3 separate regions of the Homo sapiens genome follow, and all the other regions are linked to region 1. Evidence: chromatin contacts called from ENCODE Hi-C or POLR2A ChIA-PET data. All regions are on one chromosome and are shown on one strand. Each heading gives the region's core, a stretch centred on a gene start or an enhancer-like site at or near the end of the contact. The rest is flanking DNA. Distances are from core to core; before and after follow the strand shown. Region 1 holds the start of RPL7L1 (ribosomal protein L7 like 1). Region 2 holds the start of TJAP1 (tight junction associated protein 1). Region 3 overlaps TRERF1 (transcriptional regulating factor 1).

Region 1 (3,171 bases), core at 246-2,745:
AGCCCATAGACCAGTAGCACCAGCGTCACTCTGAAGCCTGTTAAAAATGCAGAATATTGGCCAGGTGCGGTGGCTCACGCCTGTAATCCCAGCACTTTGGGAGGCCGAGGCGGGCGGATCACGAGGTCAGGAGATCGAGACCATCCTGGCTAACAAGGTGAAATCTCTACTAAAAATTCAAAAAATTAGCCAGGCGTGGTGGCGGGCGCCTGTAGTCCCAGCTACTCGGGAGGCTGAGGCAGGAGAATGGCGTGAACCCGGGAGGCGGAGCTTGCAGTGAGCCAAGATCGCGCCACTGCACTCCAGCCTGGGCGACAGAGCGAGACGCCATCTCAAAAAAAAAAAAAAAAAAAAAGCAGAATATCAGCTCCCCACCCGGCCTCCTGAATAAAAATCTGTATTTTAGTAAAATCTTCAGGTGACTCCTATTCACTATTAATGCTTGAGAAGCGCTGCTCTGGAGGTTTCCAGAGATGATAAGACTTGTGTTGTTTTTCAGGATTTTTAATTTTAAAAAAAATTTATTTCTTGTTTTTTTTGAGACTGTCTCGCTCTGTCGCCCAGGCTGGAGTGCAAGTGGCACAAACTCGGCTCACGCAGCCTCCGCCTTCTGGGACTTCAGGCGCGAGCCACCACGCCCAGCTAATTTTTTGTATTTTTAGTAGAGACGGGGTTTCACCATCTTAGCCATGCTGGTCTCCAACTCCTGACCTCAAGTGATCCACCTGCCTTGGCCTCCCAAAGTGCTGGGATTACAGGTGAAAGCCACCGGCCCGACCTACTGTTTTTCAGGATTCTATATAGACTGGGAGGGAAGAACGCAAATTCCGGGCGATGAGAGCTGCATAAGGGTTTTATTTTTATTCTTTTTTTTTCTTTTCTTTTCTTTTTGTTTTTTTGAGACGGAGTCTTGCTCTGTCGCCCAGGCTGGTGGGCAGTGGCGCGATCTCGGCTCACTGTAACCTCCGCCCAAGACGGGGTTTCGCCGTGTTGGCCAGGCTGATCTCGAACTCCTGACCTCAGGTGATCCTCCCGTCTCGGCCTCCCTCCCAAAGTGCTGGGATTACAGGCGTGAGCCACCGCGCCCGGCCTGTGTAACGGTTTTAGACGGGAAGGAAGCATGTTGTAGTTTTCGGTCCAGCAGTAATAGTAACAAACATAGTGCTGACAGACACTGCTAAACGCTTTATCTAATCTCCTGTAATCCTCGTAACGCCATTAGGTAGACCTATTATTACTGTACACCCATTTTATGGGTAATGAAGCCGCAGTATAGAGGGGTTAAATAACGTGTTCAAGGACGCATCGACGGGGCCAAGCAGACGGAATTGCAGCTACCTGCTTTACCACTCTAAGTCCTCAACAAACACTTCCACCTACACGTGAGAGCCAAAGCCATAGCCTCCAAGTTTTTCCACAGAGCGAAAATGTTTCGCGGAGTTTGCCTGTCTTCCTCCCCAGAGACGCAGCACAGCCGCGCCGGAAGTGCGGCGCCGTAGCTAGGAGCGGACGCCATAGGTGCATTGTGGGAAGCACTTTGCTGTCCACAGCCAGGCCGCTTGTGATGAAACTGTAACTTACAAGAAAAGGGCTGGGTTTTGAAAATAACACAGGCTCTAAAAACCCTAAGAAGCGGTGCAACTTTTGGCAGGAATCGGGGTTAGCGGGACCTCAAGGGCTCACTGCGGCTAAGTGAACGCTGACTGGTCCTCCAGCGTGAGCTAGAACAGACGTCTCTATGGTCAAGTAAACAGAGCGTGTGCTGTCTTCCCCATGTGGTGGGGTTGCGCATGATCAGTAGCTGCACCACTAGAAAGATGGCGGAGCAAGAGTGAGTGTTTGGGGCTTTGAATATCTGGAGTGGGGTCTTGAGTATCCGGTGCCATCCACGGTGTTTATGCCTTGGTGGCGGATTCCTGTGGGCTCTAGGAATAGAAAAGGCCACAGTTTACAAAGGGTGGGGGTGAGGAGGAGTAGCGCTGTGGCGGAGGAGGGAGGGGACCGCGGTCAAGTTCGGGTTATCTGGAGAGGCGAGGATTGACTTCAGGCAGCGGGCTGGAGTGCCACAGTTGAATTCACCCAGCCCGACAAGTGTTAACTCTGCAGATAGGCCTGCCCCCGCCCCAACCCCATAGATTCGTCGCTGCTAGTGCCTATGAAGAACTGTGGCCGTGAAAACCCTGTTAACTTATACGAACCCAGAGGCTAAAGGATTCATTATTTTCCGAGGCTTTGGGGATGAGTGACTATTAGGGATGGATTTATGAGGCCTGGAGTCAGAAACCGCAGGTTTCAGGGGAATCTTTCTTCAGATACTTGAAAACAGTAATGTTCCCTAAAGCCCAGGATATTGAATTGGTTTGGAAATCCATTGAATGTTCGTTTTCTTTTTTGTTGTTGTTTTTGTTTTGAGACGGAGTCTTGCTCTGTCCCCCAGGCTGGAGCGCAGTGTCGGGATCTCGGCTCGGTGCAACCTCCGCCTCCCGGGTTCAAGCGATTCTCCTGCCTCAGTCTCCCGAGTAGCTGGGATTACAGGCGTGCGCCACCACGCCCAGCTGATTTTTTATTTTTAGTAGAAACGGGGGTTTCACCATGTTGGTCAGGCTGGTCTCGAACTCCTGACCTCAGGTAATCCACCCACCTCGGCCTCCCAGAGTGCTGGGATTACAGGCTTGAGCCACCGAGCCCGGCCAAGTGTTCTTTTCTAAATGTTATCTCTGATCTCAATTTTCTGCATCAGGCAAAGAAAAATCCCTTTGGTTCCAGAAAATCTCCTGAAAAAGAGGAAGGCTTATCAAGCCCTCAAAGCCACCCAGGCAAAGCAGGCACTTTTGGCAAAGAAGGAGGTAATGGTGGGGAACCAAGAGAAAGTAATTAGAATTTTTATTTGGTGAGTTTTATCCCGCATGTGTTGGACTACATTTGGTATTGACGAGCTCCCCCCAACGGTTTGACAGACCAGGTATAGTTGTCTCTCAGTGTCCTTAAGGGGTTGGTTCCAGGACTCCCACAGATGCCTAAATCTCAGACTGCTGAAGTCCCTTATATAAAATGGTTGTAGTAGGCCGGGCGCGGTGGCTCACGCCTGTAATCCCTGCACTTTGGGAGGCCGAGGCGGGCGTATCACGAGGTCAGGAGATCGAGACCATCCTGGCTAACACGGTGAAACCC
Region 2 (3,312 bases), core at 303-2,802, 600 kb after region 1:
AGGTCATGTAACTTCCATCTATGCATTTTCTTATTTTATAGTATTTTCAACCCCTCTTCTCCACCAGTATATTCCAAAATCTGTCAATCACCAACCTCCATACCATTTATTCATTCAATAAATATTTACTGGCCGGTGCAGTGGCTCACACCTGTAATCTCAGCACTTTGGGAGGCTGAGGCAGGTGGATCACTTGAGGTCAGGAGTTCGAGACCAGCCTGGCCAACATGGTGGAATGGTGGAACTCCCATCTCTACTAAAAATACAAAAAATTAGCTGGCATGCGCCTGTAATCCCAGCTACACAGGAAACTGAGGTGGGAGAATCACTTGAACCCGGGAGGCGGAGGTTGCAGTGAGCCGAGATCGCACCACTACACTCCAGCCTGGGCAACAGAGTGAGACCCTGTCTCAAAAATTAATTAATTAATTAAACAAACAGAATAAAAAAAATCTATTGAATACCTACTATGCCAGGCATTGTTTTAGACACTGGGGATACTGTGATGAGCAAGAAAACATCCCAGACCTCTGGAGTTTGCTTTGTAGTGGGGAGATGATCAATAAACAATAAATATTTAATATAATGTCAGATAATGATAAGTACTATGAATGAAAACATTAAAGCAGGGTAAAGGAGAATAGGGATGCTGATTTAGATTGAGTGGCCAAGGAAGGCTTCTCTAAAGTGATGACACTTGAGCAAAGACACAAATGAGAGTCAATATTTGGAGGAAGAACATTCCAGGTATGGGGAATAGCAAATTTAGAGACCCTGAGGCAGAAATATGCTTAATGCATTGGAGGAAAACATGCCATTTATTCATTAGGCAATTATTGTGTGCCAAGCACCTGCTAGGGAGTATGAAGATGCAATCAAACATAGTTTTTGCCCTGAAGAAGCAGCAGGGCAAAAGTGGTATAACATGTAAATAAATAATTACACTGCACGGGACAGCTACAGTAAAGCTATGTACAAGTTGCTAGTGATGCCCAGCAAAAGGAGCACTAAAGGGAAATCTTTCTGGGGGAGGTGACATTTTAGCTGATGGTTTGAAGGAATAGGAGGAATTGATGATGCAAAGGAGGAGGAGAGAGATTAGACATCTTAAGGCCCGATGTCCTGAAAACAAAGGACAATTTGGGAACCTGAAGTTCCCAGGAGAGGCAAAAAATGAGGCTGATGAAGGTGGAAGAGCCTGGATCATGCGGATCTTTGAATGCCAAACTGAAAAGCTGGTTTTATTCTCTGGATGACGGGGAACCAGTAGCACGATTCTCTCTCCCACTGTATCTTTGAGATGTGTTCCCCTATTCTTTTTTTTTTTTTTTTTCTTTCAGTACTGGATTCTTTCCCCGCTTCCCGCTATTGCCCTGCTCCTGACACCTCCTTCCTTCTGTGGCCAGTCCTCCAATCCCTGCTTTCAGGAGAGCCCCATTTTTCACCATCACCTACCTAGTGTCCCACCTCCCCAACCCGAGGCCCCGCCCCCATGGCCCCGCCTCAGATGACGCGACACGCCAAGTGCGTGGGGATTCCCGCGGCCCTGGCCACTACCCGGCCTGCCCCGCGGCAAGATGGCGGCCTGAACGCAGCTGGCAGCGGCGGAAAGTTTGTTGTGGGGTTGGAGTAGTCGGGCGGGGAAGCCAGAGTTGGGGAGGATTGCGGGGGCCCTAGCCTGTAGTAGGGGCGAAGGGGGTACTGGCTCCAGGGTTGAAAAGAGGAGATGGAATGGAGTAAGGTCCGAGGCGGAGAGGAAAAAAAGGAGCTGGGGCGGACCGGGGCCCTAGGGTCCAGTGGCAGCCCTAGGGGAGGGGGATTTGGGGGCGGGGCAGCCAGAAGTAGGTGTTGTGCAGGCCCTGGAGAAGCAGAGTCACAAGTTGGAGGAAAATTTCTTAGCCGCGAATAAAGAAGCCTGGAGCGTGGGATAGAGGCCCGACTGTATCTGGCCGGCCAGAGGGGAAAGGGATCTTTCTAGTAGAGTGGGATAGTGAGGAAGAGAGATCTGGAGGATGCCGGGCAGATCTGCTAAGGAGGGAACTAAAGCCAGTCAAATGACCCTCTTCTAGGCTTAGATCAGCCTTTCCACAGCTGTTAGCAGCATCTGCCCCAATTTCAGCTGAAGATTCAGGTGCCCCAGGGACTGGAAGAAATTACAGTGCCTACTTGGAAAGAAGAAGAGATAGCGACTTGCCCCAGTCCAACCCCAGAGCGGGTAAGGTGGCTTCCAGTGACAGGTTTCTGGCTGGCATGCTCCCTGGGAGGAGGATGCATGGGCTTAGAGTGATGCCAAGAAACATTTGGTCTGAAAAGGGCTCACTTTTATAGAGTTTGTCCTTTGTCTGAGGTCCTTAAGTTAGTGTTTGGCGTAGATTGCAGGCTGACTTTTGAGAGTTGGTGTAGAATTAAGCCTTGTGTGCCTTCACCTATGCAAGTAAACCTGGACAGAGGCCTAGAGACCAGGCCGAAGGATGTTAACACATCCCTGTCACAAGCAGTTTCCTACATGCTCATTGTTTCTGCTTCAATATCCCCATCACTTCTTCACTTTGGCGTCCTGCCTGGAAGTGGAGATTTGTGGGTGACAGATGGTGGGGAGTCACGAGAAAACAAATTCTGATCGTGTTCACTGACCATTTAGGTACCTGCTGTCACTGACTCCTGAATTCATTCTCGCTGTGTGTCTACTTTTGCTTTTTTGGTAAGAAGGGCTCATTAGTGTTCCTCTGGGGATGTGGATTTTGGTGGGGGTATCAGAGGTGAGGGAAAGGCAGGTTGGGATTAGAGAGAAAAAATGTAGATCAGTTTCTGGTAAGAGATCAAGTGGACTGATGTAAAGCTCTGGGAATGTTTAGCACCGCACTGCCTATCCTTGAGACCCCTAATATTTGAGAGCTACTTTACAGTTGGACAAGTGTGGTGATGCAAAGAAAGGATCATGGAACTTGCTCTTTTCTTTTCTGGTAGTTTTTTTCTCTCCTTTGTAATCTTCCCATCAAACCACTTTTGAAAAATATCAGTCTCAGTAGCCAAACTAAGCATGGCCTGAGAGGTAGTGGATTTGGTGTTGGAGAGAAAGGAAAGGGACTGGAGCCAGAGAACACAGTGAATGTGGCCTTCACTTCCTTTGGTGAGTGTTTTGCCCTAGCCAGAGTTGGGAGTAGCCTTCTTATTGAAGCCTGCTTCAGGATCAGCATCGCTTCATGGTGGACTAGGATGGTTTGATCTAGAACTCTTCATTTACTGTCTGCTCTGTACCTGTCCCCCCAATCAAAGGCTTACTCCAAACAGAACAACCCAAGTCACTGTTAC
Region 3 (3,128 bases), core at 160-2,659, 640 kb before region 1:
ACAAAAATACAAGAACAAAAATCTTAACATGTAGAACTTCGTAACAACAAGTTGGTCATTTTATGATATATTGTGAAACAAAACACTTACTATATTCCAAAATTAGAAGGTGGGCAAATATGGGGGTGGGGAGGAGGCCATACATTTAACATGGTGCTCAGACCCTCGAGTGTCCACAATAAGAGTTTCTTGAGGAGGATATTTTTATTTCCCAAGCATGCAAATGGAATTCATATTATGAGAAATTGGTAAGTCAGAATACAAATGCTCAACAACCCAAATCTGCTCAAAGACACAAATTTGTGTGTTAGTCACTAATAATAATGATGACGATGACAACATTGAATGCCTGCTGAGAATCATGCATTTCACACACACACACACACACACACACACACACACACAATTTCTAGTTCTCATAACACTGTAAAATTTTTTCATTTTTAAACAAATGAGGAAATTGACCCAATAAATAAGTTTCTCAAGGTCACACAGCTGGTAAAAAAGTTGAACTGAGATTCAAAACCTGGCCTATCTTATTCCAAAACCTCAACCTTCTTCACTCTTTGGTCTGGCTGCACATGTCCACAGGTGCATGTTTATCCATCTGTAAATGGCTTAGAGATCCTAAATCTCTCAATATTACTGGAACCAGCTGCTTTGAAATGCCAAAGGGAAGGAGGATGTTTCCCAAGGCCCCCATCAATGGACTGTGCTGTAGGTAACTGTGCTGACATCATGGTGAGTTCTACCTTTGCCCTTGGAGCCCTGATTGCTGTTTTCCACAGTCAGTTAACTGCCTCAGTTGGTTTCTTGAATTGTGCTAAATTTTGATCACAGCCAGCCCCATATATTTGTCCTGAGTCGGGGAGCATGAGCACAGGCAGGGGACAGGAAGGTGTGGCCAGCACCTTCTCCTCTCACCTCATTAACAGAACCCATCTTGGCTCCCTGCCTCTGCTTCCAGTCACACTGCCCCTGCTGAGTGAGCAGCTGTGCTCTGTTGACCTCCCGGCTACTTAGCTAAAGGGCAATCATTCCTTTCAAACCTCCTTCTTTTCCCCTCTCAAGTCCTCAATAATCCCTGAACCACCTGAGCATGTTCCTTCATGTTCCATCTGGAGGGAAATGGTCACCCGCCCTTACGTAAAACATTGAAGATACATGATCAGGAGAGCTATCCCAGGTGTCCCAGGCAGGCCCCGAGGACAAAGAGTAGGACCACATCTTAGGACTGTGCCTTGCACACCCTCCCCAGGCGCACCCTCCCCAGGATCCCCATGATCCCAATTTTTCATCTCCACTCGGCAAACTATGCTTAGAAGGCTGACTGTGCACACAGTGCCCACAAAGGAGCTGTGAGCTGCCATATTGGCCTTTAATCAAGATTTTCTTGTTTTTTTTTTGTGGGCCTGAGTCATCTCTGCACATAAGCCTTTTGCTCTCCCTAAGCTCACAAGTAATGAGGGTGTGGACACTCCTGGCCCAGCCTAACACTGGCTCCTGGTGAATAAACCCAAGAGGGTGTGGCCCCTTGGGCACCCTCTTACCCTCTCCTCCTTAATCTGAAGCTTCACGCCGGCCTGGGTCTCCCTACCCATCTTCGAAGCCCAGGCAGTCCGAGACGGTGCCTCTGCCTTGTGTGGAAACATCTTTGTTAGTGTCACTCCTCTGCTCAGCATCCCCTTGTTCATTCCATCTCCCTCCAGTGAATTCACAGAAGGAATGTTTATGAATCAGAGCAACTCCTATCTTCGAAAAATATTCACTCATTCATTTAACAAACATTTATTGAGTGACTGTATTATGCCAGGCACTGTGCACTGTCCTAGGCACTTGATAACACCCAAGCCTAAGATACACCAATTTACCTTAGAAGACCATATTCTCTGATTTTGCCCCTCTTCCAAAACACGGCACTGACAGAGCCCAGAACATTCCAGAATTGGAAGGGACTTTCTAAATCATTTAAATCATCTGGCCATTTTACAGACCAGCAAGCCTAGGAGCAAAGCCTAGGTCTTCAAGGCTAGGAATCTTTGTGCTTCCTTGTTTACTGTCTCTTCTACTCATTTGGAAAGCAATGCTCTGTGTGACCTGGGGCAAGCCCCTTCCTCTCTCTGGGTCTCAACTTTCTTCCTGTAAAATGGTGAAATTGGGTGAAAGAGTCCTTAACGCTGCATCTAAGACTTTCTGGATCTCATTGCATACTGCTTTTAAACACTCTTGGGGTTCATGGTGTATTTCCACTTACATGTGTTATATCTTCCCAACAAGGACATATGTTCTGTGTGGTCGGGGGAGAGGAGGGAAGGGCCATTTAACATCCCGGGTTACCCACAGCACTACATACACATTGCTGTTTACATTGTGGGAGTTCAACTGCTTTTAGTTGACTGAACTGGAGGAGAGCATACTGTTTTTTGTTTTTTGTTTTTTTTTCTGAGATGTAGTCTCACTCTGTTGCCCAGGCTGGAGTACGGTGGCGCAATCTCTGCTCACTGCAACCTCCACCTCCCGGGTTCAGGCAATTCTCCTGCCTCAGCCTCCTGAATAGTGGGGACTACAGGCGTGCACTACCACGTCCAGTTAATTTTTTAGTAGAGATGGGGTTTCACCATGTTGGCCAGGGTGGTCTCGATCTCCTGACCTCGTGATCCACCTACCTTGGCCTCCCAAAGTGCTGGGATTACAGGTGTGAGCCACAGTGCCTGGGTGATCACATGTTTTTTAAAACATTAGGCCACAAACGAGCAAAAGACTATTCTGATATCATACATCACTACTTAAATGAGTCAAACAAAAGCCCTGGTCACAAGAAATCCTGAATGTAGAATACTGCCATCTCTGATTGAAAAAAATAGCAATACCATTCTATTCTACAGATTTCTACTTTCTCTGTTATTTGGGCTCAAATATAAATGTATTTATGTATGTATATTTCATAGCTAGGATCAATTATTAGTTAGAAGCATAGGCTTTGAAGCATTAATGAGTCCAATTTTTTTTTTTCAGATGGAGTTTTGCTCTCGTTGCCCAAGCTGGAGTGCAATGGTGCAATCTCGGCTCACCGCAACTTCTGCCTCCTGGGTTCAAGCGATCCTCCTGCCTCAGCCTCCCGAGTAGCT

What was found. A loop is a pair of places that touch in the nucleus more often than their neighbours do. ChIA-PET counts read pairs that join two places held with the same protein, here RNA polymerase II (POLR2A). Pooled maps may share reads with other maps.
Region 2: a loop to region 1 is called in a pooled map, with 3 times the contacts of the local background. The contact joins the promoter of TJAP1 here to the promoter of RPL7L1 in region 1. A Hi-C loop is called at or near these places in 2 of 50 pooled maps. POLR2A ChIA-PET finds 5 or more read pairs at or near these places in 3 of 52 experiments (A673, Panc1 and naive thymus-derived CD4-positive, alpha-beta T cell).
Region 3: a loop to region 1 is called in a map of MCF 10A, with 7 times the contacts of the local background. The contact joins the enhancer-like site here to the promoter of RPL7L1 in region 1. A Hi-C loop is called at or near these places in 4 of 168 maps with a recorded cell type or tissue (HCT116, MCF 10A, PC-9 and 1 more), 1 of 37 single-sample maps with no recorded cell type and 2 of 50 pooled maps. POLR2A ChIA-PET finds 5 or more read pairs at or near these places in 6 of 52 experiments (A673, HEK293T, OCI-LY7 and 3 more).

Annotation. Positions count from the first base shown.
Region 1 is chr6:42,878,121-42,881,291 of GRCh38, forward strand. It overlaps RPL7L1 (ribosomal protein L7 like 1), which reads left to right and starts at 1,496. Exons shown (of 6, transcript NM_001366481.3): 1 at 1,496-1,831; 2 at 2,741-2,846. The coding sequence starts at 1,791. RefSeq lists enhancers at 508-1,465, 1,208-1,677, 1,466-2,422, 1,698-1,757.
Region 2 is chr6:43,476,018-43,479,329 of GRCh38, forward strand. It overlaps TJAP1 (tight junction associated protein 1), which reads left to right and starts at 1,553. Exons shown (of 11, transcript NM_001350562.2): 1 at 1,553-1,611; 2 at 2,070-2,215. RefSeq lists an enhancer at 1,903-2,696.
Region 3 is chr6:42,238,467-42,241,594 of GRCh38, forward strand. The region is part of intron 15 of TRERF1 (transcriptional regulating factor 1); the gene reads right to left. Among named protein-coding and RNA genes, the nearest start is that of MRPS10, 22 kb to the left of the region's middle. Within about 2 kb of position 1,410, at least 3 of the 41 ENCODE cell types and tissues checked have a DNase peak (open chromatin) inside an H3K27ac peak, as active enhancers do; they include PC-9 and mammary epithelial cell, where a contact is called at or near this core.